5 separate regions of the Mus musculus genome follow, and all the other regions are linked to region 2. The links are chromatin loops, found by intact Hi-C in ENCODE. Cell type or tissue: gastrocnemius. All regions are shown on one strand.

Region 1 (5,000 bases), 280 kb after region 2:
TGGTACCTGAGGCAAAATACCTGAGGTTATCCTGTAGCCTCCACATGCATACACACAATATGTACATGCACACCTGCACACAACTTGTATTCACGACCACATGAAGATGCATACACACATACAAACAAAGGAAAGACAGTTTCAGAAATTAGGATTGGCTTCTAGTTATGTCTTAAATAGAAACCTAAGTAGAAGTCACATAGGGATGTTTATACATTTGTAAAAGAATTAATCTAAGATCCAATTTCAATTTGATTGAATGAATTTCTCTAGATAAATAGGGACAGATGTTGCACATCTGCAGATCTGATTATATTCATACAGGGATTGGAATTTTACAAGTAGAAGGGATAAAGAGAAGAATGCCAAACTTGTGTGAAATTAAAGTTCGAAATCTTATCCCAGAACCGAGATTAATACTATTCTGACAAATAAAGGAAACTAACATCGGCTAACTTCATGTGCCTCTGAAGAAAATTGGTTATGTCTAAACTCAAAGGAAATTAAACTTTTGGCACTTTTATTTTTAAAAAGTATTACAAAAATTATAATGAAAAAAACTAACTGGATTTTCATCTACCTGTTCATTTCAGACGAAAGTAGGTGGGACAAACCACGGTGGTGGCAGTTTTGAGGAGGTCCTGAACTCCACAGCACACGCCAGCTCACAGAATGCTTCAGCAGGCTCCCGGCAGACCAAGGACGAGGAGCTGCAGTGCTAGGTCCCGCCTGGGCTGCTGCTGGTCAATCTGCCTGCTCATCCTCTGATATGAAGACCAAAATCCCACTGGGAACCCCAAGTTTTGACATTGATATTTAAATGGGGTCTCCAAAAAGCTTAATAAAATGATTTCTTTTTGCATTTGTGTTGATGACCACTACTCTGGAGTATTTACAAATGTCATCTTTAAAAATAGACAACCTGGAGCAGGGTCATAATTGTTCTGAATTCTTGTCTGCGGAACTCAATGTATTTCCCAATCATGCAGATACTGATTATTAGCTTTGGTTTTGACTTGGTCTCCAAACCAATATGCATGTCTCAGAGTGCACCTGCCAGTCTGTAGATCGACAGGTGACACTATTTATGACGGTCTCCAGCAGGGCGCAAATCCTACAAACTTCACCAAATTGCTTGTGATTTTTATGTGCATTTATTTAAGTCATTAAAATAATTCATTTTAACGATGGCTGGATCTTTTATTTCTTTGTTGGAAGCAATAATTCTATAGAGATACTTTTAAATCAATTTTTAACCCAATGACCAGGAAGTTCTAAGCCCAATTATCATCTAAGGATACTGAAACAGCCTCTGACTCTAAAATTCCCTCCGAACTGCCTAGTCCAGTAAATACTCAGGTAGAGTGTCTGAGAAGAGAGCCACAGGCGAAGCTGGGTTATAACAAATCCTCAATTTATATGTTGTTCACACATATAAAGCTATCCTGAGCTTCCAGCAGCGACTTTTATCCTTTATATTATATTATATACTTCTCTTTACAATGGTAACCTGGTTGTTGTTTGATATCAGGGATTAAAACCTATGACATATTTTTAAAATATACCAATAGACCTATTAATTAAAACAATTCACAATAATAATAATAATAATAATAATAATAATAATAATAAAAACATACAATGGACTGGAGATGTAACTCCAGGAGTTGGTAGAGTGCTTATCTACTATGCACAAAGTGCTGGCTTTCACCTCCCAACGCTGAATAAACTAGGGATTGTGGTTCACACCTGCAACCCCAGTCCCCAGGAAATGAAGACAGGAAAACCAAAAAGTTCCAGGCAAAATTCAGCTACACAGTAAGTTCAAAGCTAACCTGAAAGTCTTCTCTTCCAGTTGACATAGCACGGCAATCTATCCAGACCATAGATACAAGTGAAAATGTAGCTGGTTCAAGGTCACATGACCTGCTGAGGCACATTAGCATAGGGAACTGGTCTGTATACTTGATCCACAGTGGGCAGGTTAGACACCCAGCACTTCTGGCAGTGGTGCCCACAGTCTCTGGCAGGAAGCCAACTGTCTAGCTGGTATTAAGGCAGGCAGCTCTCCAGCCACAAAATGATGGACACAGTCCTCCCCACCCAATTTCTGGCTGCCAGTCAGTTCCAAGTGTTCAGCTTCTGTGACTCTCCCTTTCTTTTTAAAACTACAGTTGGCACACTGAACGGTGACAGACATAGCATTCTCATACCATAAGCGTTCTCATACCCTTACAATTCGAAAACATGGAATTTAAAACTGCATAGAAAAGTGTTAAAAAAACTTAATATATTAATATCTCAAATTTTCTAATACAACAACCACAGCACTTAATGTATTCATCAAAATTCTAAGTTTACCAATTTTGTTAATAAACCATAATCATTCCAGAACTCAGGAAGTGGAGGTGGGAGGAGGGGGAGTTCAAGGGCATCCTTGCCCTAATTGTGAGTTTGAAGCTAGCCAGGGATACCTGAGACCCACTCTCACAATGAAACGAAACACACTCCTCTATGCTCATATCTGCACAACTCTATTAAGCTAAAGCTGCTTATTCCTTCTGACCTGGGAGTGACATTTTCCAATGGACTGTGTGAGCATCCTTGCACACTGTCATGCCCATGAGCAACTTACAGCACTTGGATCAGAATACCATACCTGACATATGTAGGTGGGCTATCTTAATAAAATGAGATGGGTAATCCAGCCTCCAGATCTCCGTCCTTCCCCATGAGCATCTTAAGTAGGACTGGCCTGTTTCTATCTGGCTTTGCATGTACAAGCTCATCCTGATCTGGAAGTCTGCTGAGTTTGTCAGTAATGCCCAGCTGGGCTCACTCACATGCATTAAAATCTTTTGACAAGTCTAAAGAAGAATGTGTACGCAATGACAGAACCTTTTACTAACAAGTCAAAATGATTCCATGAAACCTTACACACAAGGAAGAATACCTAAACCAATAATGTATTTCGGTTGCCACAAATTATTTGCAAAGGGCTTGGGGGAGGTGAGATGGCACACATGCTACAGTGTGGTCAGAGGCACTTAATCAGAGTTGGTTATCTCCTTCCACCATGTAGGGCCATAGGGATTGAACTCCTGTTATCAGGCTTGGCAGCAGGCTCCTTTACCCACTGAGCTATCCTGCTGCCCTTCATTCATACTTTTGTTTCATATGGTAGAGGGTTTAGCTCATATCATGGCAAACCAAAACTAACCATAAATGTCTTAGCCTGTCCTCTGTTGCTGATGAAACAAATATCTGAGGCTGAATTCTTTATAAGGAAAAAATAGGTGTATTTTATCTCCTAATTTTGGAAATTCAGGAATATCTCTTTAGTTCTGGAGATGGCCTTGTGGCTGATAAGAGAAGCTGTCACAAAGTGATCACACAGTGATCAAAATGAGAGGGCCAGGCTCTTTCATAACTTCTTGAAAAACAACTCATTCCACTAAGAGTAGCATTAATACTACTAGAGAGAAACGCTCTCATGACATACATATCTTATGTTAAATTCAGAATCTAAAGGTTTCACATTGAGAACCAAGCTCCCAGCATTGAAACCTGGACACACACCTGGACACACTACTTATTGAACCCAGCTTTCTAGATCCTGAGCCTAGATACATACATTGTATCAAGCCCAGGCTCCTAGCACATAAACCTGGACACTTACACTGTATTTAACCTGGGCTCCCAGCATTTTAGCCCAGGCACATGTATACCCTGCAGCAGCAGCCAGTCCCCCATAAAGATCGTTGCTCTCCATTTTCAAACTGTAAAATTATATACATAAAAAAACAGAGTCCAAAGGACTGCCTCCTCACAATGAACACCTTTCAGCAGTCACTGGCCTCAGAACACATATCACCCACAAGTCTTTGAGACAAACTGACATTTTCCAAGCACAAGGCCACAGAGAATTGTCACAGCTGGAGAAATGCCAAGCCACAGGGCAAACACTGATGAAAATATTTTTTGTTAAATTCAACCCAAGGATATTTACTGTACATCATAATTACAGGACTTATTCAGAAGACCAATCTGGCCAAGCTGCAAGAACCCCCAAGGAAAAAAGTATTTTAAGCAACAATGTTCCAATATTTGTAGACATTACTGGTGGATTCTACAGTTATCTTTTCTTATTTACGGTGTGTTTTTTATTCTGCTTTTTACTAGCAGTACTATCACATTTATTTCTTGCTCAGAAATAAAGTTTAGTTAAAGTCTCCTTGTGAACTGCTACTGGGAGGAAAGTGAAAACCTGCGAGAACAATGAAGCCCAGAGTGCAGGGTCTAAGTCAGCAGAGGCTTGAAACACCTCGAGATGGTCCTAACTGGTCATGAAGGAAACAAAGCCCAGGGCCATGGAGAAGTTTCTGGTTACAAACACTTGAACTGAATCTGAGAGTACTTTGTGTCAAATTCAAACCAAATGAAAAGGCTCCATAATACTAACAGGCAGAACTGTTTCTCTACTAATCAAACCTTCAAAAACAGTGTTTTCACATTCCTTACCTTTCCACTCAGTAAATACACATACGCATGAGTTACTTTTGAAGAGATAGTGCACCTTGCTTCTTGCACCTGGGTATCCATGGATACTGCAAAGTTTCTGGAGAAGCGCTGCTTAGAATGTTCCATATCAGTCTTAAAGGGACAGGGCTCATCACTCCACAATGAATTACCTCCCAGGAAGACTTGCATGGATGGTCATCCCTTCCACACTCTTCAATGGAGTACACAAGCAAAGGCATGTGGAATGAATTCCCACCAAAGAGAAATAAGAGGGAGACTGAAGTTGGTAGATATCTACTTTTGGTGCAAATACTCTAGTAACACTCTTTATCACCACTCATGATTGTTTTTATAATCAAGCCATGAAATCAGAGAAAAAAAAAGCTAAAGGGGAAGACACATGGTGTTGGAAATATTATGCCCCAATTTAAATCCGCACATGATGAAGCACTGGGAAACAGTGCAAGCCTGTTAACAGG
Region 2 (5,000 bases):
AAAGAAAGAAAGAAAGAAAGAAAGAAAGAAAGAAAGAAAGAAAGAAATCCCATCAGCACACTTATCAGTGGTGCTCCATGAACCTGGGATAGACTGAGCAAAGACCCACCATTATAGGATTGCGTTATGATTCCTCTGTGCTGTTGGGGACCTGTGAGTCCCAGACCTCATGCTAGAGGTGCCAGGCCCAGGAGTCAGGCACGAGAGGATTTACCTAGAGGAAGATGACATGTTGCTCAGAAATGCTAGCAGCATGTAGCAGGAAGAAGTCCTGGTAAGGAAAGAAAGGGCAATCCTTGAACAGGGAGATGGAGTCTTCTGGAGTCCCAGCAACATCCGTCCACTTACCTGTCTGGGCTTTCCAGCGGGTTGTGTTTCTGAGGTGGATACTGAGGATTGAGTGAGTGAGCTATCTCTCCAGGCTGCCTGAGTACCATTTAATCATCAAAAAATAGTTATTCTTCATTCTTGGGTCAGACTACTGAGTGCCAGGGCATCTGGCGGCAAGTCACCATGCTCTGGTGTACCTGAGCTTCAACCGCACCTGATTGAAACCCATGACCTTTGGGTCTCTGCTTGGTCAATACTGAATTCTTAGTTCCCTTGTAGCCTTTGCATTTGCCTTGGAAAATATTTTAGAACAAATCAATAACAACTTCAAGGTTAAAAAATAATCTACACATTTAACAGATTTTTCCTTTGACATGAATGTGTAAATTGAATTCCCTCCCTATTTTAAAAAAATAAAAATGGTTGGCTTCCCAAAAATGTTTTCATTGGCTTTAGAAAACTAAATCACACCAGTGTTTGGGTGACTAATACTTCCTGTAAAATAAAGATAGATCAACACATAATTAAGTTCTGGCTGAGATATAATTGTTGCCTTGGAAACAGTTTTGGGTATGAATATGGTTATGTTAATAAGTTTCCCTGATTCCTAATGATGATCCAGCTGATTAATCAGGCCAGGCTACCCACTTAAAGGGGTTCAGAAACAAAACAAAAACCAAACAAACAAACAAACAAAACCCCAAGAGCCCACAAAAATAATTCGCGAGAGAACACTGAGCAGAGGAAAAGCAGTAAATGTCAGATTAGTTATTCCTTAGTGCTTGTAAATATTATAGTTGGAGGAGCAGACGACAAGTGCTTTTGGGTTATTTATGGTTTTCGAAGATCCTTCCTATCGCACCAGGTAGAATGCACACCATCGCCTCTACTTCTCGAGCGTGACATCCCAGTGTGTTCTCCGTCCAGAGCCCAGGGTCCAGCAGTTTTTGTCGGAAGTTCTACTTAAAGCAGAGCACTAAGGGGCGCCTGCAAGCGCTTAAGCATTTGGCTGGGGCCGAGTGGGAATTCTTAGGGGTGAGAGCACAGCTCAGCTTAGATCACCCTCACTCCTGTGTGCGTGCGACTGTGTGCGTGGGCGCCCGCGCGCGTATGTGTGTACGTGTGGGGAGGTGTGTGCCAAAGGGGTGGGGTGAGGGGAGGGAGCAGGGCCCTAGGTGCTGCACGAGGAGAGGGAGGTCTCCCGCTTCTCCTCCAGGGACACCAGCCACTGCTTGCGGACTCGGCCACCTCTCGGTGACGCCACAGGCCCGGCGACCCTCGGGATCGCCGGCTGCGCGCCCCGCCGCGGAGGCAGGGATGGCGCGGGGCTGACCGTCTCCTCCCGCCTCCCGGGAACTCTTCCGCCCCACCCGGGACTCGCGGGTCCGCGGCAGCGCCGCGACGTGCATGCGGGCCGGGCCCCCTCAGCCTGAGGCCCTCGGAGTCCTCGAGGCGGTGCCCGGCCGCGCCGGACGAGGAGGAAGACGACGACTACGAGGTGGAGGAGGAGGAGCCGGCTGCCCGCACGCTGCGGCCCGGGAGCCCGGGCTCCCCGGAGGGCGCTTGGGGCGTCCCGGCCCCGGAGGAGGGATCCGGAAGCAGAAGGGCCGCCGCGAGTGGAGCGGAGCCGCTTGCCCGCGCTGCCCGGCGCCGGCTGGGGGTCCGGGCGGCTGGATGGGCGGCGGCGGCGCAGGCCGCGGGCGGCGATGGGCGAGGAGCAGAGCACGGTGAGCGGCAGCGGCGGGGCGCGGGCCTCTGGCGGAGGCTCGGCGGGCCAGCCCGAGTCCCCCAGGCCGCGAGGGGACCGCGTCCGGACAGCCGGGCCGCGCGCTGCAGCCTCCTCTTCACGGCCGAACGGCGGCGGCGGCGGCAGAGACCCGGGCTGCGTGGACGCGAGTGTCCAGGAGCCTGCGAGCAACCGGGCCCCGGCAGGGCAGCCCGCGCGACTGCCACTCAGCGGGCCCCTGGACCCCCAGAGTCTGGAACTGCAGCTGGAGCGCGAGGCGGAGGGAGCGGGGCCACGGGAGGCGCCCCCCGGCCAGCAGCCCCCCGACGGGCTGCTCCTGGACGTGCTGGCCCAGCGACACCCGCCCCCCGCCAAGCCGCAAGTCCTCTGCTCCGTGTACTGCGTGGAGAGCGACTTGCCCGAGGCCCCCTCCGCCGAGTCCCCGTCGCCGTCGGAGTCCCCACCTCAAGCACCGCTGGGGCCGATTCCCGCCAGCCCGCCGCCCTCCTTCCCCAGCTCCCCGCTGTCGCTCCCGGCTGACCCCCTTTCCCCCGACGGCGGCAGCATCGAGCTGGAGTTCTACCTGGCTCCGGAGCCCTTCTCCGTGCCTGGCCTATTAGGGGCTCCACCCTACTCTGGCCTGGGGGGAGTAGGGGACCCCTATGCGCCCCTCATGGTGCTGATGTGCCGGGTGTGCCTGGAAGACAAACCCATCAAGCCCCTGCCCTGCTGCAAGAAGGCGGTGTGCGAGGAGTGCCTCAAAATCTACCTGAGCTCTCAGGTAACTCTCCACTACTCTCTGCCCACCCTCAGCCCTGATCGCCATGGCAAGGCATTAAACTTCCTAGCAAGGACAGAGGTGACCGGTCCCCTTATCCAGGGTCTCCAGCAATTGCTGGCGTTCTAGTTGTTATTGAATGTATTTTACTCACACTGGTTTATTGGCTGGTTAACTCTGCTCTGAGATTCAGGTTTTGGTTGGCAGCTGCTAGAGGAATGAGGTGGATTGCCCTCTGATTATTTTGTCTGTGGATTGCATGCAAGAGCTTGTTCCCAGGAAAGTAGAAAGACTGCCTCACAGGCCTGGCATCCCAGAAACTAACAGACAGTGAGCATAAAATAAATATTTGTGGACCTGGTGAGGAGAAGGTTTGGAATTAGTATGTCAGGGCTGTGATAACCTGCCTTTTAAATTCGTTGCCTTTGTATATAGCCAGCGAAATGTAAAGAAGAAAGAGCAAAAAACTCTTGCCTACCCTTCCACACCGAAGTTAAAATACTTTTTTTCCACTGAAATTTTAAGCCAGCACAATACTTTTATCTCTTCAAGAGAGAAACAGAACAGAAAGAGCAAAACAAAGCAGAGAGACCAAAGGTTTAACCAAACAGGGGAACGCAGAACTTCCTTCCCTCCCTCCACCCTCTTCTGACGGGCTTGTTGGTTTTTTTTTTCTTGGAAAGCTTGAGAAACCCTCCTTCATGGTTTTCAGTCTGTGGTGTTTCTGACAGCATTTTGCACAATCCTTAATGCCCTTTGATCCCATGTCTGATTGTCCTAGGCCTATTCATCTTTCAAAACCTTGTCTGTTCAGGTGCCAGCGTTTCTGTGCCAGACGCTGCTTTACCTCAGCTTCCAGGCCACTGCTCAGATATTTTTAAAATGTGTCTTCTAATCGTCCCTGCACTGAAATTGTTCCCTTCCTGCCTGTTTGTCTCCGTAGACTGGACACTGATTTGTTTGTCTGTATCGGCTGAAGGCATTTGAACCGGGCTCTGAACAGTGTGGTTCCTGTGTATTTTGTGGGTAGCTGCATTGCTGGAGTCTGGTCTGAAAGGGTGGAGTGTGCCCAATTGGAAGTGCAAAGGCAAACTTACATGGAGTGGAACATTACACTAACAAGAGCTCGGCCCAAGCAGCTGAGACTAGCCACATGCCCCTGAGAGACCATGGTGTCTGTTTTGGGATGTATCCACCGGTGGAGATTTAAACAGGAATGTCTGCTGCTTGTTTGGGGTTGTTTCTATGACATTACCCTTGTATGGATAATGCTGTGTGCACAGCCTTATGGTGGGATCCAGACATTCCTAAGATATGGGCCTTGCTCCAGAGAAGTCGTGGTGAGAGCAAATTCCTTCAAATATATACTACAGAGTAGCATCTAATGTGATGTAAACACCAATACCAAGGAGCACTTAGCATTTATTTATTTCGTCATTCATCTATTCATTCATAGGCAGGAGGTTGCTGTGTGGCCCATGGTGGCCTTTTAACTGGCTAAGTACCCCAGATTGGCCTTTAACCTTTGAGGCTACTGCCTCCTCTTCCTGAGTTCTGTGATTAACTTTGTCCTACTATGCCCAACTCCAATCTTTACCTACTAAGTGCTCTTACAAACACCAGCTGGTTTTATGTTCAAGGTCGGTATTTCAGGTGGATTGATACCCTGCCTAGCAGTTTCATTTTATTTACAATAGGCCCTTTCTCTGAAGCAGTTTCTTTTTCTTTTTGTCAGCATAAGTTGGTTTTAGGATGTTGGTGTTTTGAGTTGCAATGAGAGGGGGGAGAGGAACAGGTTGAGTGCTGAGTCCTCAGTCTTCACAGCACACAGCATGCAGCACCTACAACAGACTCCTTTGAAGTGACAGCACTCTCTGAACTGTGTCTGCAATCTATGACATCAGGTGTTCCTGACCTCCCAAAACAACCTGCAGGAATCTCAGCAGCATGAAATAGACACTATTTCAAACAATCACAGCACAAATTAAGCCCAGAATGGCAGGCACGCTTCTACCTTAGGACACTGTACTTGTTCTCTGTGTCTAGATATCTGCCTCCCTGTCCTTTGGCTTGTTCTGTCTACCACCTCACCTTTGTATATTCACATATCGTCCTTGTGGTCTTCACAGAGTGTCTTTGTAGGTATGCATTTGCACATGTGTGTGC
Region 3 (5,000 bases), 89 kb after region 2:
GGTAAAGGTCCTAAATATGCTTGGGAAGCATAGGGAAGACATTTTGAAGCAAGAAGCTTCAGGATACATCAGTGGAAACATCATCTTAATTAGATCCTTTTCAATTACAGGCAGCAAAGAGGTGATCTTTCTCAGGCCAACCCAGTGAGGTTTCCTACACACACACAACTCCCTGGAAATGGGAAGGAAGAGAGCAGGCCGCAGGAAGAACCATACAGTCCTGGTAGCATAAGAACACAGGCCAGTGTCAGTTGTCTTCTCCGGGGATCTGTACCTACTTGTCTTCTTGTCTTTGCCTCCACAGTAAAGGCCAGATGCATGTGAATCCCCATCTTGCCTCTAGGGAGAAAAGATACAGTTTGCTTCTCTTCATTAAAGAGGGAGTGACCTCTGCTGCCAAAACAAATGTCAGCTATTCTTCAGGCAGCTTGTCAACCATGTCAACCAGTAGCTACATGTATTTGGGAGAATCTCTGGGTCCAATAGTCTGTAGCCGAAGAGATGAAGTAAATAGATTGATCCTTTTCAAACTTTAGCATGGGTATATGTAGTGGCTATTCCTGGTTATCAACTTGACTATATCCGGAATGAACTACAAACCAGAATTGGAGGACTCACCTGTGATCCAGGTCTTGAGGCTGGAAGACACAAGTTTCTGACCTGGATCTTGGCATGGAGATCTTGAGGCATAGTGGCTATGAAAATCTTAGGCCCAGTGAAAGTAATGTATAAGAGTCACTCCAGTGGTACTTGTTTTGAAGGCAAGAAGGGGTCATGAAGGGCAGCTGAGGCTTGGCACTGTGAGAGGCCATGTAAGGCCATTGGTGAAGGTGCAGCCTCAGTTGCAATTGATGGTCCAGGACAGAAGGGGTCATGCAAGGATATGATGCTTGGCACCATGAAGAGAGCCTATGGGAGGCTATTGGTGAAGCCTAGTTGCAGCAGAAGACAGCAGTGTTTTGGAGATGCCAGTACCATGAGATGACCACCAAGGACAGCAGCAGCAGTGGAGTACAGGCAGCTAGAGTCTAGAAGACAGGTGTGTGCTACAAAGTGCAGAGCTGGAGAAGTGACCCAAGCCATTGGAGGAATCCAGAAGATTGTGAGCTGATCCCAGACATTGGACATTTAGAGTTTAATTTTTCTTTTGGTTGTGACTGTGCCCTGATATTTTTTCCCTCTTGAAGTAAGAAGGTAGTTTAGTAGAGCCCATAGTTAAGAGACTTTGAATTTTAAAAGAGACTGGATATTTTAAAGGAATTGAAATTTTAATATGTAAGTACTTGTAAAGATTGTGGGACTTCTAAAGTTATTTAGATCTAGGGAGTGAATAAGAAAGTAAGGCTTACTAGTGATGTGTTTGTGTGTCAAGTTGACAAGGGGTCAATTGTACTGGCTGGTTTTCTGTGTCAACTTGACACAAGCTAGCGTTATCACAGAGAAAGGAGCCTCCCTTGAAGAAATGCCTCCATGAGATCCCGCTGTAAGGCATTTTCTCAATTAGTGATCAAGGTGGGAGGGCCCAATGTGGGTGGTACCATCCCTGGGATGGTAGTCTTCAGTTCTATAAGAAAACAAGCTGAGCAAAACAGAGGAATCAAGCCAGTAACATCCATTCATGGCCTCTGCATCAGCTCCTGCTTCCTGACCTGCTTTAGTTCCAGTCCTGACTTCCTTGGGTGATGAACAGCAATGTGAAAGTGTAAGCTGAATAAAACCCTTTCCTCCCCAACTTGCTTCTTGGTCCTGATGTTTTGTGTAGGAATCGAAACCCTAAGACAGTATGAAACACCTGAAGAGACTCTTGGGAAATTAAAAATTAAGCTCTTGACTCATTACATATGGGCTTTCATGAGCTCTGTGTTTCCAACAAACTCCCAGGTGGTGCTGATGTCGTTTGTCCTCTTATTTTCCTTGAGTAGTGTGTTAGTGACCTCTCTCACTGCTGACAAAATACCTGCTGTGCAAGAGAATACAGCCCATCATGCTGGGGACGGTGGCCACATTGCATCAGCAATCAGAAAGAAGAGTGGACAGGAAGTGGGGCAAAGCTGTAATGCTTCAGCCCTGCCACAGTGACCCACTTCCTCCAATGAGGCTTCACCTAAAGGCTCCACAACCTTCCCCAACAGTGCCCCCATCTGGAGACCAGGTGTCACATCTCACATTCAAACTGGTCCCAGTGGGAAGGAGTGGGTATGGTGTGTCTGTGTGAAAATAATTTTATTTCAGAAGGCAAACTCCATGTGGCAGGCCTGTGGTTGTGAACTGGTATCTCTTGAAGGCAATAACTGAACAAGGAGCAGAGGAGTCAGCATTGCCATCTGCATTTATGCAAGACTGATTTTAAATGTGGTTCAGGTCATAATGAATAAGGCACCATGGCATCTTCAGACAAAAGCCAGTTCAGTAACTACTCAGGGATATTCTCTGAGTGCCAAAGTCACTATACTTCTGTATTATTTTAGCTCAGTGTGAATTTTTATTATTCATAGTTACTTCAGATCTTGCTTTACAGTGGCTCTCTCAGTTCGTCTCCACATCTGCATTGGTAAGAATTAGTAAGACCTTTTTGTTGGGTGCCACATTCTTCGGTTTAGACCCCAGGTGCCAGACTCCTTCATAATGGTACCTTAAGATAATCACATATTGATAACTATCATTGCTCAAAAGCTGTAGATGTGATAGTTCAACTTTTGTCTACAGGGATCCTTGAGCCATTGTAGTGTCCCACCTATGTGAAGTATCTCCTGGTCTCAGAGTTACATTACTTCTATTCACATACTTCTATTCACATACTATAAATCTGATTGGAAACCGTGCAGGGGGAGAAGAGAACTGTGTGTGTTTGTGTCTGTGCATCTCTGCGTACAACTTATGCAGAGTTCAACCTCATGCACCTTGTGTAGTTTTAGTTTTTGAGGCAGACTTTTCCTTGGCCTGGTGCTCCACCTTACTGAGTTAGGCTATACTGGCTGGCCACTTAGTCCCAGAACTACAGTTACAAATGGGAACAACCTCTGTGTCTGGTTTTGTTAAATATGGGTTGTGGGGATTGAACTCAGATCCTCAGGCTTGTTGTCCGATTTCCTTTAAAAGAGATCTTGCATCTTTTCGTCTGATAGCAAGAATGAGAAATACTGTGTGTGTGAAACGGAACACATCACTGCTGTTGAAAACAAAGGGAGGCATGAAAGATACCTTCGGTGTCAAGTGGACAACAGATGCTTGCTCCCAGTGATTCCATACATTGGCGTACACCACAAAGGCTTCCTTCTGTGGTGTTCTAGGTGTCGTCATCAGGATCACATACTGTTACCTCTCTAGCAGGACCATCCTGCTCAGTGCTGACTCAGCAGTGTGGCACTGGCACTGTGTTCTCCACTTGAGGAAGCACTTATAGGTAAAGCAAGCCTTTGGTAAGAAAAGCAGGAAATGACTAGAAAGTTGGCTCAGGGGACAAGTGAATTGACAAATGGTCAAAGTTTTTGAATTTGGTGCCTTTGGGATTTACTCTGTGCTTCAATGGGGAAATTTTTCATTCATCCAAATTGTTTTCAAAATGAAAATCTCTCATGTTTAATTAATGCCTGAGTAGTCTCTGACAACAAACTATCCTTGTCAAAACAGTTTTTTTCCTCTTTCAGTAGCAGAGTATTCCTATTTTACTGGGAATTTGTCTTGTTTGTTCTTGGGGAAATTATTATTTCAAATAATAACCTTTTAGCTAATTTCCCAACACATTGACATTATTAGCTTTGAAGCACTATGCTGGCTAATTTTTTTGTCAACCTGATACAGTTTCAGGTCATCTGGGAAGAAGAAACCTCAATTGAGAAAATTACTCCATCAGTAGAGCATTGTCTTCAATAATGCTTGATATAGCAGGGCCCAGCCCACTCAGGCCAGTGCTACTGCTGGGTAGATGGTCCTGGGTTACATAAGAGAGCAGGCTGATCAAGCTAGCAAGCAATGCTCCTCTGTGGCCTCTGCTTCATTTCCGGCTGAAGTCCCTTTTCTTTGCCTGAGTTCCTACCCTTATTTCCCTTCATGGTGGACTGTGATTGGAAGGTGTAAGCCAAACAACCCCTTTCCTACTTGAGCTGCTTCTGTTTACAGTGTTTATCACAGTGACAGAGAACATTCAGGATATCTCAGGAGGACTAATACCTGCTTTTCTTGCACAGATCCAGTGTCCCACTTGCCAATTGATCTGGTGTTTTAAGTGCCACTCTCCTTGGCATGAAGGTGTTAACTGCAAGGAGTACAAAAAAGGAGACAAGTTACTGCGTCACTGGGCCAGTGAGATTGAGCACGGGCAGAGAAATGCCCAGAAGTGTCCAAAGTGCAAGGTGAGATATGCCTTAGCAGGAAGGGAATGACGCCAGCATTTAAAGGGACAGTATTCACGGCATGGACATGTAGCATGTTCATAACTGTCTAATCAAGTGTGAGGAGGCTTTGCCATGTCATTCTTAAAGAATAATTGTACTGCATGTCAAACTGAATATATGTGTACATAAATAGTGTCTATTATTGTCATTACCATCCATTGCAGTCTGACATTTTTATCTTAAAATTTACTTTAGAAAATTGTGTGTGTGTTTGAATAGTACTTTTCAACAAATTTACTTTTTTTTCTGTTAATATTTTTTTAATTAGGTATTTATTTCATTTACATTTCCAATGCTATCCCAAAAGTCCCCCCGTGTACAGGGGAACACCAGGGCCAAGAAGTGGGAGTGGGTGGGTGGGAGAGTGGGTAGGGGAACAAATTTACTTTTAGTCAACCATATTGGGCCTAATTTTCTTTAAGAATAATTTTGCAGTTGGTTCCTTGAGACCTAGCACTAGATAAATGAAATCTAAATTATTATAAAAAATTAATAATGGTGAATCCAAATTGTAGCAAAAGCATTTTATAAACTAATGTATTATTGAGCATGTAATGTTTTGCTGTGCCAAATTCACATCCTATCTCATATGTATATATATATATA
Region 4 (5,000 bases), 72 kb after region 2:
TTAGTCAGTTTAGAATGTGAAGAGGATGAACTCAGAGGAGCAGAGAATAGCCAATTATCCAGAGCTGGCTGGCAGCAGTGGTGAGAAAGACATGAGCATATTGTGCAAATGTTGGTCAAAGAATACAAAATTTCAGTTAGAAGGAATAAGTTCAAGGGACTATTGGCCAATGTGGTCACTGTGGTTAATGACGAGAAGGTTGACGGTTGCTAAGGATTTTAGTTTTCTCATTCCAAAATAATAAATATTGAAACCAGATGTAGCCAGTCCACAGTGTATCCATATTTTAAAGCATCATGTTGTACAGTGTAAACACAGATAATTTTTGTCAATTTAAAAAAGCCCTAAATTGGTCTTACTTACAAAATTTGCAGTGTACTGGCTGCCCCTTAGATACCCAAATTCAGTCATCAGTAGCCTGCTCCCTGAATATCTGGTAGAGCCAGGTTTTATCTGAGAGCTACCATTTTCTTAGCCTGTACTTTGGCTCCTGGATGGTAGGTACATTTTCCCAGAAGAGCTTGAATGATTTATTTACTTATTAATGTGATACCTTTTAAAACCTGAAAGTGACTCGAATTGAATTTATAATTTAATCCAGAATTCTTAATTTGATCAAGAAAACCTGTATGATCATGTGGAGCTGACACTCCAGCTTCATTCCATACATTTCTGTTCCAGGCTGTATTCTAAACATAGGCACAGCAGGTTCCTCCTGTCTGGGAGGGAACCACAGTCCTTGGTTCCTTTGCCTGTGGAAACTTTTCTCTGTATCACAGCCTCTTCAGGCCTTACTGGAAAGCTGTCACTTCTTCATTCTGGCAAAGATAGCAGTCTGCATTTAAAATGCTTTTCTTCCGGTAAGCCCAGCATAGCCATCTCCTCCCATCTCTCCATAAGTCCTTCATGTTGCCTGTCCTATGAAGCCTGCAATTGGCAGAAATCCAACAGGTGACTAGTTGTACGATACGCTATTAAGCCATGTACCACCCAAAAGTAAAATTACTGTAAATTCAACTTAATGCTAATCAGCTATTGCTTGTAAGACAAATTTTACTTTTGCAGTATTAAAGGGTTTTTATTTAAGTGTATCCTTGAATTAATAGAGTATATATTGTTGAATAAATAAATGAATACACAGTGCTTACTCAAGATACTTGTCATATAATCTTTTAAGAAAACTGCTCTGAAAATGATACATATATGTAGCTGCCAAGAGTCAGATAGGTCATGAGTCACACTGTACATGAGAAGAGGCGTGGTTCTTAGGAGGAAGTATGCGTTAATTGAAAGGCTTGAGTCATTATTCCAACTGCCAATTATTGGCTTCCTGAAAATAATTCAAATTCTGAATGTGTAGATCTAGAGTAGGCTAGGAAACTTAAAATCTTAAAAAAACAAAACAAAACAAAACCCTTTCCAGGGACTATTGTTACTTGTTCTAGATGTCAGGTCTGTCTTATACTAAGAAAGCCAGAAGAGAGAGAGAGAGAGAGAGAGAGACAGAGACAGAGACAGAGAGAGAGAGAGAGACAGAGAGAGAGAGAGAGACAGAGACAGAGACAGAGACAGAGACAGAGACAGAGAGATTGACTGATGGGATTGGTAGTGAGCAGTTGGGTAATATGTTCCTGATGTCTCCCTGTGATCAGTTAGAATGCTGTGTGAAATCACTAGCTCAGTGTTGTGGGGTAAGGATTTTGGAACTTTGAGAAAGAATTGAGTGAAACTACAGGAAATAAGGTGTCCAGGGAAATGGAATAGGTTTGCAGAAAGCCAAGAACCACTGAAGAAGAGCAGGTACCTGGCTGGAAGCTAGATGGCATCCCAGTGTGGTCAGGTAATAAACACTAACTGCTCAAAGAGTAACAAGATAGCCCTGTCCTTGCAATATCTGGATTGGTTCTACTCTCCAAAGTACATGGCATTTCCTTAAGACCAACTGTTCCCAGATAGCTATAAAAGTGCTGCATCCATCACTACCACTTACATGGCTGAAATAAATAAATACAAAGGGAGGAAGATGGAAGTTAAATCCAAGTGTCTAGGAACAAGTAGCTGGGGCTCTTAAGTACTAAAAAGGGCTCTTACCGATAAGTGAGAGAAACTCTGCTTCCATGTGCTAAGAACTGAGTGCTTGTCTATTTTTATAGGGGAAAATGCCCAATGTCCTCAGAGAGTGTAACACCCTGCTCTTGTGCTCTGTTACAAGCTCATTTGTTTACAGCTTCTTCTGTACTGATAGTTTGGGATTCCATCCAATTTTCCTACCCTCTTTTAAGGGTGTGATACTTCATATGAATGTTTGCTGTGTAAGTCAATGCAGTCCGGATGAATGGAACATGGCAGCCCTGCCACAGAGAGCTCTGCATTTGCCTCCAGGCTTTTCATGGTGTTCGTTTTTTGTGTGCTTGGAGCAGCTTCATTCTTTTCTTTTCTCTTCTTTCCTTTTCTTTTCTTTTCTTTTCTTTTGTTTTCTTTTTTTTCTTTATTTACATTTCAAATGTTATCCCCTTTCCTAGTTTTCCCTCTGAAAATCCCCTATCCCCTCCTCCACCCCTGCTCCCCAACCCACCCACTCCCACTCCTGGTCCTGGCATTCTCCTATCCTAGGGCATAGAACCTTCACAGGACCAAAGGCCTCTCCTCCCATTGATGACCGACTAGGCCATCCTTGAGCAGCTTCATTCTTACTGGCTAAGTCCTGATGATTTTAAGCTCTCACTTGAAGCTGCACTCATTCTGAAAAGGCTGGTCTGATCCTCTCGGGTCTGAAGTGACCATGCTTTCCACATCTTTTGGTGACACCACCCTATCAGGCTGATAGATGTTCTGCCTGCATCATTCCTGATAGGCACCTGCACTTCAGCACTTAACTCAGTGCCTAGTTCTGAGCAGGGTTTCACAGATGTCCACAGACTATGAAGAACATAGGAACACCTCTGTCTATATGGACAAAGACTATAAACCCAAACTCTTACTGGTTCGTGGGTACCTTTGTCTATATGGAAAGGTTATAAGGACTTCCTTCTTGAGGTATAATTCAAAACAATTTACTAGAAAACACAGTTGGAAAGCCAGTGGTAGAAGGACATCTAGCAGTCAGGTGGCTGAGCAAGGGAGCCCAACCCAGGTTATAAACTGAAACCATCTGATATCTGGTTTAGTCTGGATACCTTCCAGCATTAATTTATCCACAAGACCACAGAGCTGAAGTGGGAGAAAAGTGACACCAAGAATGTCGCTGTTCGAGTTTGGAATGGGAACTAGGTGACAGACACATTAAATGACTAAAACAGGAGACGTTAGCACAACTCATTTTTTAGCGTAGTAACTTCAAGAAAGTAAACTCGGAATAAAGGGGAACTGGGATGCTTTCCAGAGTAGTGATGGGTGAGTCCAGTCAGGGCACCATAACCAACACACACACACACACACACACACACACACACACACACACACACACACACACACCATGAGAGGAAAGATGACACTGGAAATTCACAAGACAAACAATTACAACTCTGATTTTGACATGTTATTCTGACATTCTGAGAAACAGAACACACCCACCCACAGGAGAAAAGAAGTGAAGAGTGAGAAAGAGTGAGGTGGAAATGGGCGAAAGCCACATGGTCTGGAGAAGGGGAAAAACACGACCGTAAAGAACAACTAAAAATAAAAATCTTAAGCTCTCATAAATAGTTAAACAGAAGAAGTTTAAGGTAGCAGAAAGCTGGGAGCACTTGGTAATGCTGAGAGAGTCTATGAAGCCAAAAGAGAAGAGTCTGGCTAGCTTTAAGTAAATGCCCTTGCCAGTATATTAGTAGACTGCTGAAGTATAAATTACCCTATAGTGTTTACATGAAGGTTGTATAAAATGTGTCACAAACAGGTTTATTTTAAAAATATCTTCCATAATATCCATTTGTTATTATATTTTCTCATAGTTACAAGATTTTATCTTTGTACTTAAAATGTCATAATAACACCAATGTATTTTTTGCTTTTTTATATTTCTTCATTTGGTGTATGTGTGTGTAAGGGAGGAGACTTGATTGTGCCAAAGTATGCATATGGGTTCAGAGGACAACTTTAGAAGTTGGTCCTCTTCTTCTATTTTGTGGGTATTGAGGATTGAATTCACATCCTCAGGTTGATGACAACCCAGACTTTTCTTATTTTTCCTATACCAAAGAAAAGTATTTTGTTTCTTTTCATACGTATTCTAAGATTGTGATAACATTGAAGCTATTTATATGTTTGTCAAGGGAGGACCACAGAAAACATTAATTTGGCATCATGACTGTTATAAACTAATAGCCATTAAACTTAAGTACTTTATAACATCTCTCTTTCTAAAAATGTGCCCAAAGCATAGGATTGAAAACTGCAGTGAAGTTGAAATCTCTGAAATGCCTCTTAGTTGGCAAGTCCCAGGGGCCTGAGTCATCTGCACACCATGCAACTGCCTCTCTGCCTGATGCTCTCTTACACCGCAGGTTCCAAAAAAATAATTTAGACTACTGCTTCTTTAATGAGCCTGTGGGCCATCAGATAAGTTCACAAATATACTTGTCAGAGAACGCTTTAACATCCTATAGATCCTGATTAGTTTTTGGTACTTAGTATAGGTTTCAAAATGACTAGTATTCATTATGCTATCTGGAACAATAGTTGATAATCTTTTCTTGAAAGCATGAGATAATTATATATTCTCTAAAGACACTGTATGTAATAGCAACGAACCTTAATAACCAGTGGTCTCTTTCTTTTCTGTGTTTCTTCATGCAGGTACAACTTGGCCAAGTAGAAATCAAATGCCCAGTCACAGAGTGTTTCGAATTCCTGGAGGAAACAACTGTTGTCTACAATTTAACCCATGAGGACTCTATCAAGTATAAGTACTTCTTGGAACTTGGCCGAATTGACTCCAGCACCAAGCCATGTCCTCAATGCAAACACTTCACAACCTTTAAGAAAAAAGGACATATCCCCAC
Region 5 (5,000 bases), 770 kb after region 2:
CTTAACACACATGTTTGGCGTAGCAGGCTCTATTCTAAACGCTTTTAATATATGCCCCTTGTTGATTAAAAAGCATTCAAACCAACTTTAAATCCGTGCGTGCTTTCTGAACGTCTCCTCCATATTCTTTTATGACACTGCATGGCAGTTAAGCCTTCAAAGACAAAATGGAAAAACTTTAACCAGTTGCTACTTTATTACAAGCAAACCATTTCCCGCTGCAATTTTTTGCAACCAGTATAATTAAATGCACTGGTGTAGTGAGAGAGAAAAAAATCTCTTAGGGTTGTGCCACCCCAGCTCCACACGCCTATAATGATTTCAGGTCTTGCTTCCGGCGTTTGGAAGATTCCATTAATTGTGTGCTCGCGTGGCAAACCTTAACTTCAAGGGGTGGGGGAGTGAAGCCATCACTAAGCGCTGGGAACTCTCGCTCCTGCCCCCTACTCTAGCTGAGAAAGCGAGGCCTGGAGAGCTCACACTCAGCTCAAACACTGGATAACCGCAGGGTGCAGGCCTGGATTGGACAGGGCCAGCAAGCCTCGGGCTGTCTGCTCTGTCCCTGAGGAAAAGCCATGCTGTCCGTGAGCACCCAGGTGCCCGCCCAGAGACTGAGTGCAGAGCTGGGAAGTTCGCCACCCACGGTTCTGCGGCCAAGCAGTGCTGACCCCATCCTGCCTCGCCAGGCCCCGCCCGGCCCCCGATGATCCTGTGATTTGCCTGGAGTTGAGTTTCAGAAGTCAGGACAGAAAGTTTCAGATTTCTGTTCACACGGTTATTGAAGACACCGCGGTGAGGACCGCACAAAAGAGGCCAGGGCCTGTAGGGAAGGGGTTTTGTGTTTTAACGACACGCTGGCTGCAGATCCTTGGCGTTACTCCGGCTCCTTCCCACTCCCCATCAACCCAATCTGCGCCCAGTCCAGTCAGTCTTTTGCTGTCTCTTTTTCTCTTGTCCTTTCCCGCTGCACCGGTCTAGTGTAACCAAGGAATGGAGTTTGGAAAGGGTGCCTTAGTCAGATTTCCAGAAAGATAATTATCTGTGTAAGGTGGAGGGTCTCGGTGATTGATGGATGTCTTCTTTTCTCAAAGGCCTTTTTCCACCAAGCACAAAGAGCACCATGTGGAGTCTCTAGACCTCCACTAACCCACCCAGCGCTACAGCGCCAGATGGTCTAGCTCACGCCAGACTCCCCGAGACTGTCTTGCTCACTTCCTGAGCGCGCGGAAAAGTCGGCAGAGCCTGCTAAAAAATCCCCACAGTATGCAGAGAGAGACAGAGACTTAAAAACGGAGTCTGAACACCACACCTGGAGTTTACACAATCCATGCTGTACGTGCACTAAGAACTAGCGATCTGGGCAAACTTTACAAAACAAATACAGTGTACAAGTAAATACAAATCCTCTCCCCGGATGCTAAAGAACTCCGTGGCTGCACACACCGGAGAAACTGGAGGGATGACTGGGACATTTAATTTGGATAATCCAAATCCGAGAACTTTGAACTCGAAAACCTACTCAGATTTGTGTCCTACAATCCCTCTTCCCATCAGTAGGAAGACCACTCAAGCCTGCCATTTACCGAGATAGTTACACCCCCTCCCTCCAGTTTCTGTGTCCAGAGATACAAAGGAAGTAACCAGAGGTGACTAATCCAACAATGCACGGGGACAACCTCCTGCAGTTAGGCACCTGGACCGGTGAGCGGGCGTCCTTTATCTGACCACAACCTAGAGGCTGGGGAGCTGGCAGGGTGAAAAAAAAAAAAAAAAAACTTTGACTTAAAGCTTTCAAAATCCCCTGAGGGTCAACATGACCGCTCCGGTCAGCCACTCAGCAGCTTGATCCAGAAGAGGGACAGCCCAGAGGGGTGGGTCGCCGAGCCTAGCACTCCCACCCTAGACGTCACACACGCTCACTCGCACTCAGCCACGCGCTAGCGGTTATTCTTTAAACCGAGGGTAGAAACTCGGCGGGAGAGATCACGGCTTGCAGGTGATGGCCCAAAACCCAGGAGCCCTCGCCCGACACGCCCGCCCCATGCGCTCTCGCGCCTGCGCCCGCTCCCGCCGCCGGCGGTCAACCCCAGCGCTCCACTCCCGGCTCCCAGGTGCGCGGTGGCATTCCCACGCCTCTGCCAACGCCTCTCGGCAGCCATTGGCCAGCGCGGGTCCGCCCCTCCATATTAACCAATAGAAAGCCACACCGTCCCAGGGAGGCGGGGCCTGGAGAGTGGCCAGGGCGGGCACACGAAGAAGCGGAGGGGCCCCGCCCGCGCTGGGGGGCGTGGCCAGTACCGGGTCTTGCGCCCTGGCTGGGCTGCAGCGTGGGAAAGAACCTCCAGGAGCCGACCGCGCCGCCGAGGGAGCGGCGCCTGCAGAAGCCGGGCAGGGAGGGAGGGAGGAAGCCCGCGGGGAGCGCGCTGCGTTCCGCTAGGCGACAGTAGCTGCTCCTCCTTCGTCGCGATGAAGCGCCCTTGTGAGGAAACGACCTCCGAAAGCGACCTGGACGAGACCATCGACGTGGGGAGCGAGAACAATTACCCTGGGTGAGCGCGGAAAAGCGGGAGGGTGTCCGGGGAGCTTCGGGTGGAGAGGAGACCGTTTTCCCCGGGAAGCGGGTGCTAGAGTCGGGTGGGGCGAGAGATGGAGTTCACACTAGGCGTGGGAGCGACTGGAAGGGAGCTGGACTGGAGCGTGCAGGAGATGGCGAGGGAGGGTCCAGGGCTGTCAGCACAGGACACGCATACTGGCACGTCCGGGCGACGCCCCCGGTACTGGAACTGTATTTAGGGACAGTTCCAAAATAGGTCAGGAGAAAAGAAAAACAACTGGATTTCTGTTTTGAGAGAAACTGGGATCGCGACTTGAGTTTTTGAGGAGGTAAAGCATCTGAGCTAAACAGGCTGAGCTGCGCAGGTCGACAGAGGGTGATCTGGCTGACCCACCCATGAGTGACAGATATAAGGAGCAGATGAGACAGCATTGCTTTGCCTGCTTGTCCTTTAGTCTCCAGGAGATCAAGGTTCTGATCACAGAAGACAGACCTCCTGTTTCCTGTGACAGCAAGATTACCCAACCATTTTAGAGGCGGGGGGGGGTCAAATGATAATTGCTTCTAATTGGCTTGCCCAGAAGCACCTTATTTATTTATTTGCAGCTGTCACTCAAAGAGTGAAATCCTTCCCGCATATAGAAAACTGGATTTATTTCACGGGCTTATTTTAAGACGTAGAAATCAAAGCCGGAAAAATAGCTAAAGCAAAAACGATGCTTATGAGACAGTTTACCAACTCTCTCATTGTTAAAGTATTAAAAAAAAAAATGAAACCGTAGGCTGTCACTAGAAGGGGTGAGGAAGGAGTCAGTTGATTTCGAATTAAGACCCAGAAGTGAGCCGAAGGGGTGGTAATAGAACTTCTCAAAACTAGAGAGGACCTGGAGAGTTTAAGACACTAAAGAAGCATAGTACCTGTGAATTTCAAAGTGACAGAAAGTCCTAGGAGAGTATACATTAATGGACCAACTACACCACCAAATAATCACTTGATTGAACCTTGCAGTCTAAAAATACCTTTTAGTAAACTCAAGGTGAATTGCAGCTTCTCGAGATATCAGCTTGGTTTTAAGGCTGGTGGCACAGTTTCATTTTCAAAGTTAAAGCATGAAAAGTGCAAAAACTAAATTTCAACTTTCCACCCAATGATATGGTTAGGATATTCTTTTAGAGGATCAATATGCAAAACTTACAATCTGTTCTTTTTAGGCTATCCAATAAGGTTTGGGGATAGTAGGAGAATTAGGTTTTTGTTTTAAAAGTCGCATATAGAGACACATTCGACATGTGCTGCTCTTGAACGTTCAGTATGTCTGGCAGAAGAGAATGGGAGTACACATCCAGATGGGTTGGTGACTTTTGAGAAATACATGAGAGAAATAGGACACACTAATCCCCCGACCTGTCACCCTAACTGGCTATCATTTCATTAGAGAACTCAAAAGTTCAGGTTCATTTTTGCCACTTGAATGGGCAGCATAGCATTTCGAAAATCATGTTTACTTATTCAGTGTGCGTGTCCGGCTAGGTGCATGTCACTGTCACCGTCACTTCTGTTTGTGGAGGTGCAAGTGGTTCTTCCCCATGCATCCTGTGGGCCCAAAGGACTGGAGCTCATGCCAGATCATCACACTTTGTGGCCAACTGCCTTTACTTGCTAAGCTGTCTCAAGGCCTCAACAGCATTGTTAAGGCATAATTATTATCTGGAAACTAAAATAAAGCCTCCAAATAGCATAGATATGAAAAAAGTCAACAGACAGAAAAAAGTAATATAATGCGCAGTCAGTCAGAATATTATTGGGTGCCATGAACTGGGGCAGGGAAGGGGCCTATGACCTTGATACAGCACCTGACTTGTCTTCCTCCTTCACAGGCACGCTACAAGCTCAGTGATGAGGTCCAATTCACCGACAACTACCTCTCAGATTATGGCAAGAAAGAAAAGGAGAGGGGTAGGTGACACCCCCCCCCTTGTGTCATGTAATTAAGCATGTGTATCACTGTTGTTATTTTCTTACTTGGATAATTTTTCTGTATGTGTACTGTACCCTTAGATTTTTGTTTTGCTTTCCTTGGGCTAGATCATAGAAAAAAGGCGTCGGGATCGAATAAATAACAGTTTATCTGAATTGAGAAGACTAGTGCCAACAGCTTTTGAAAAACAAGTAAGTTATCCCCCCCCCAAAAAAAAAAACCAGCTCAAAGCATCTGACTTTCTCATCTGGGACTGTAGATTCTTCTTGAAGATCATTAAAATAATGGTGTGTGCTCTGCACACTCTGATCCGGCGTAGAAGAGCTATTTCAATAAAATGCTTTGTTGTGGCAGAACTATTAAAAACATAATCCATCATGAAGTCGAAGACATTTCCATTCTTTAGCTTATTTTCCCCTTAAGGGTAATTGTGTTCCTGCTTTCTCTGTTCTTTCCATGAAGCCAGC

What was found. Hi-C counts contacts between places; a loop is a spot of excess contacts. Peaks named below come from ENCODE experiments on the same cell type or tissue, not always from the same donor. Only the 100,000 strongest peaks of a DNase experiment are listed, where the experiment ranks them.
Region 1: a loop joins it to region 2, with 2.3 times the contacts of the local background. A loop is called at or near these places in 5 of 42 quality-filtered maps.
Region 3: it touches region 2 in a loop (2.1-fold over the local background); 6 of 42 quality-filtered maps call a loop at or near these places.
Region 4: a loop joins it to region 2, with 2.7 times the contacts of the local background. A loop is called at or near these places in 6 of 42 quality-filtered maps.
Region 5: it touches region 2 in a loop (3-fold over the local background); 3 of 42 quality-filtered maps call a loop at or near these places.

Annotation. Positions count from the first base shown.
Region 1 is chr10:31,328,563-31,333,562 of GRCm38, reverse strand. It overlaps Tpd52l1 (tumor protein D52-like 1), which reads left to right. Exons shown (of 8, transcript NM_001359364.1): 8 at 594-1,190. The coding sequence ends at 722. Among named protein-coding and RNA genes, the nearest start is that of Hddc2, 18 kb to the right of the region's middle. In gastrocnemius, no CTCF peak of the experiment used is centred here; DNase peaks (open chromatin) are centred at 684, 2,029, 2,809 and 3,081.
Region 2 is chr10:31,606,221-31,611,220 of GRCm38, reverse strand. It overlaps Rnf217 (ring finger protein 217), which reads left to right and starts at 1,496. Exons shown (of 6, transcript NM_001146349.1): 1 at 1,496-2,837. The coding sequence starts at 2,037. In gastrocnemius, a CTCF peak has its summit at 2,604; DNase peaks (open chromatin) are centred at 1,487, 1,962, 2,284 and 3,906; H3K4me3 peaks cover 3,460 bases; H3K27ac peaks cover 3,297 bases.
Region 3 is chr10:31,516,736-31,521,735 of GRCm38, reverse strand. It overlaps Rnf217 (ring finger protein 217), which reads left to right. Exons shown (of 6, transcript NM_001146349.1): 3 at 4,188-4,352. Among named protein-coding and RNA genes, the nearest start is that of Gm51764, 70 kb to the right of the region's middle. In gastrocnemius, a CTCF peak has its summit at 2,143 (motif pointing left); a DNase peak (open chromatin) is centred at 2,128.
Region 4 is chr10:31,534,691-31,539,690 of GRCm38, reverse strand. Rnf217 (ring finger protein 217) reads left to right here. Exons shown (of 6, transcript NM_001146349.1): 2 at 4,795-5,000. Among named protein-coding and RNA genes, the nearest start is that of Rnf217, 73 kb to the left of the region's middle. In gastrocnemius, no CTCF peak of the experiment used is centred here; no DNase peak of the experiment used is centred here.
Region 5 is chr10:30,840,115-30,845,114 of GRCm38, reverse strand. Hey2 (hairy/enhancer-of-split related with YRPW motif 2) reads left to right here and starts at 2,332. Exons shown (of 5, transcript NM_013904.1): 1 at 2,332-2,549; 2 at 4,433-4,511; 3 at 4,641-4,724. The coding sequence starts at 2,467. In gastrocnemius, a CTCF peak has its summit at 2,435; DNase peaks (open chromatin) are centred at 612, 909, 1,165 and 2,214; H3K4me3 peaks cover 3,924 bases; H3K27ac peaks cover 2,933 bases.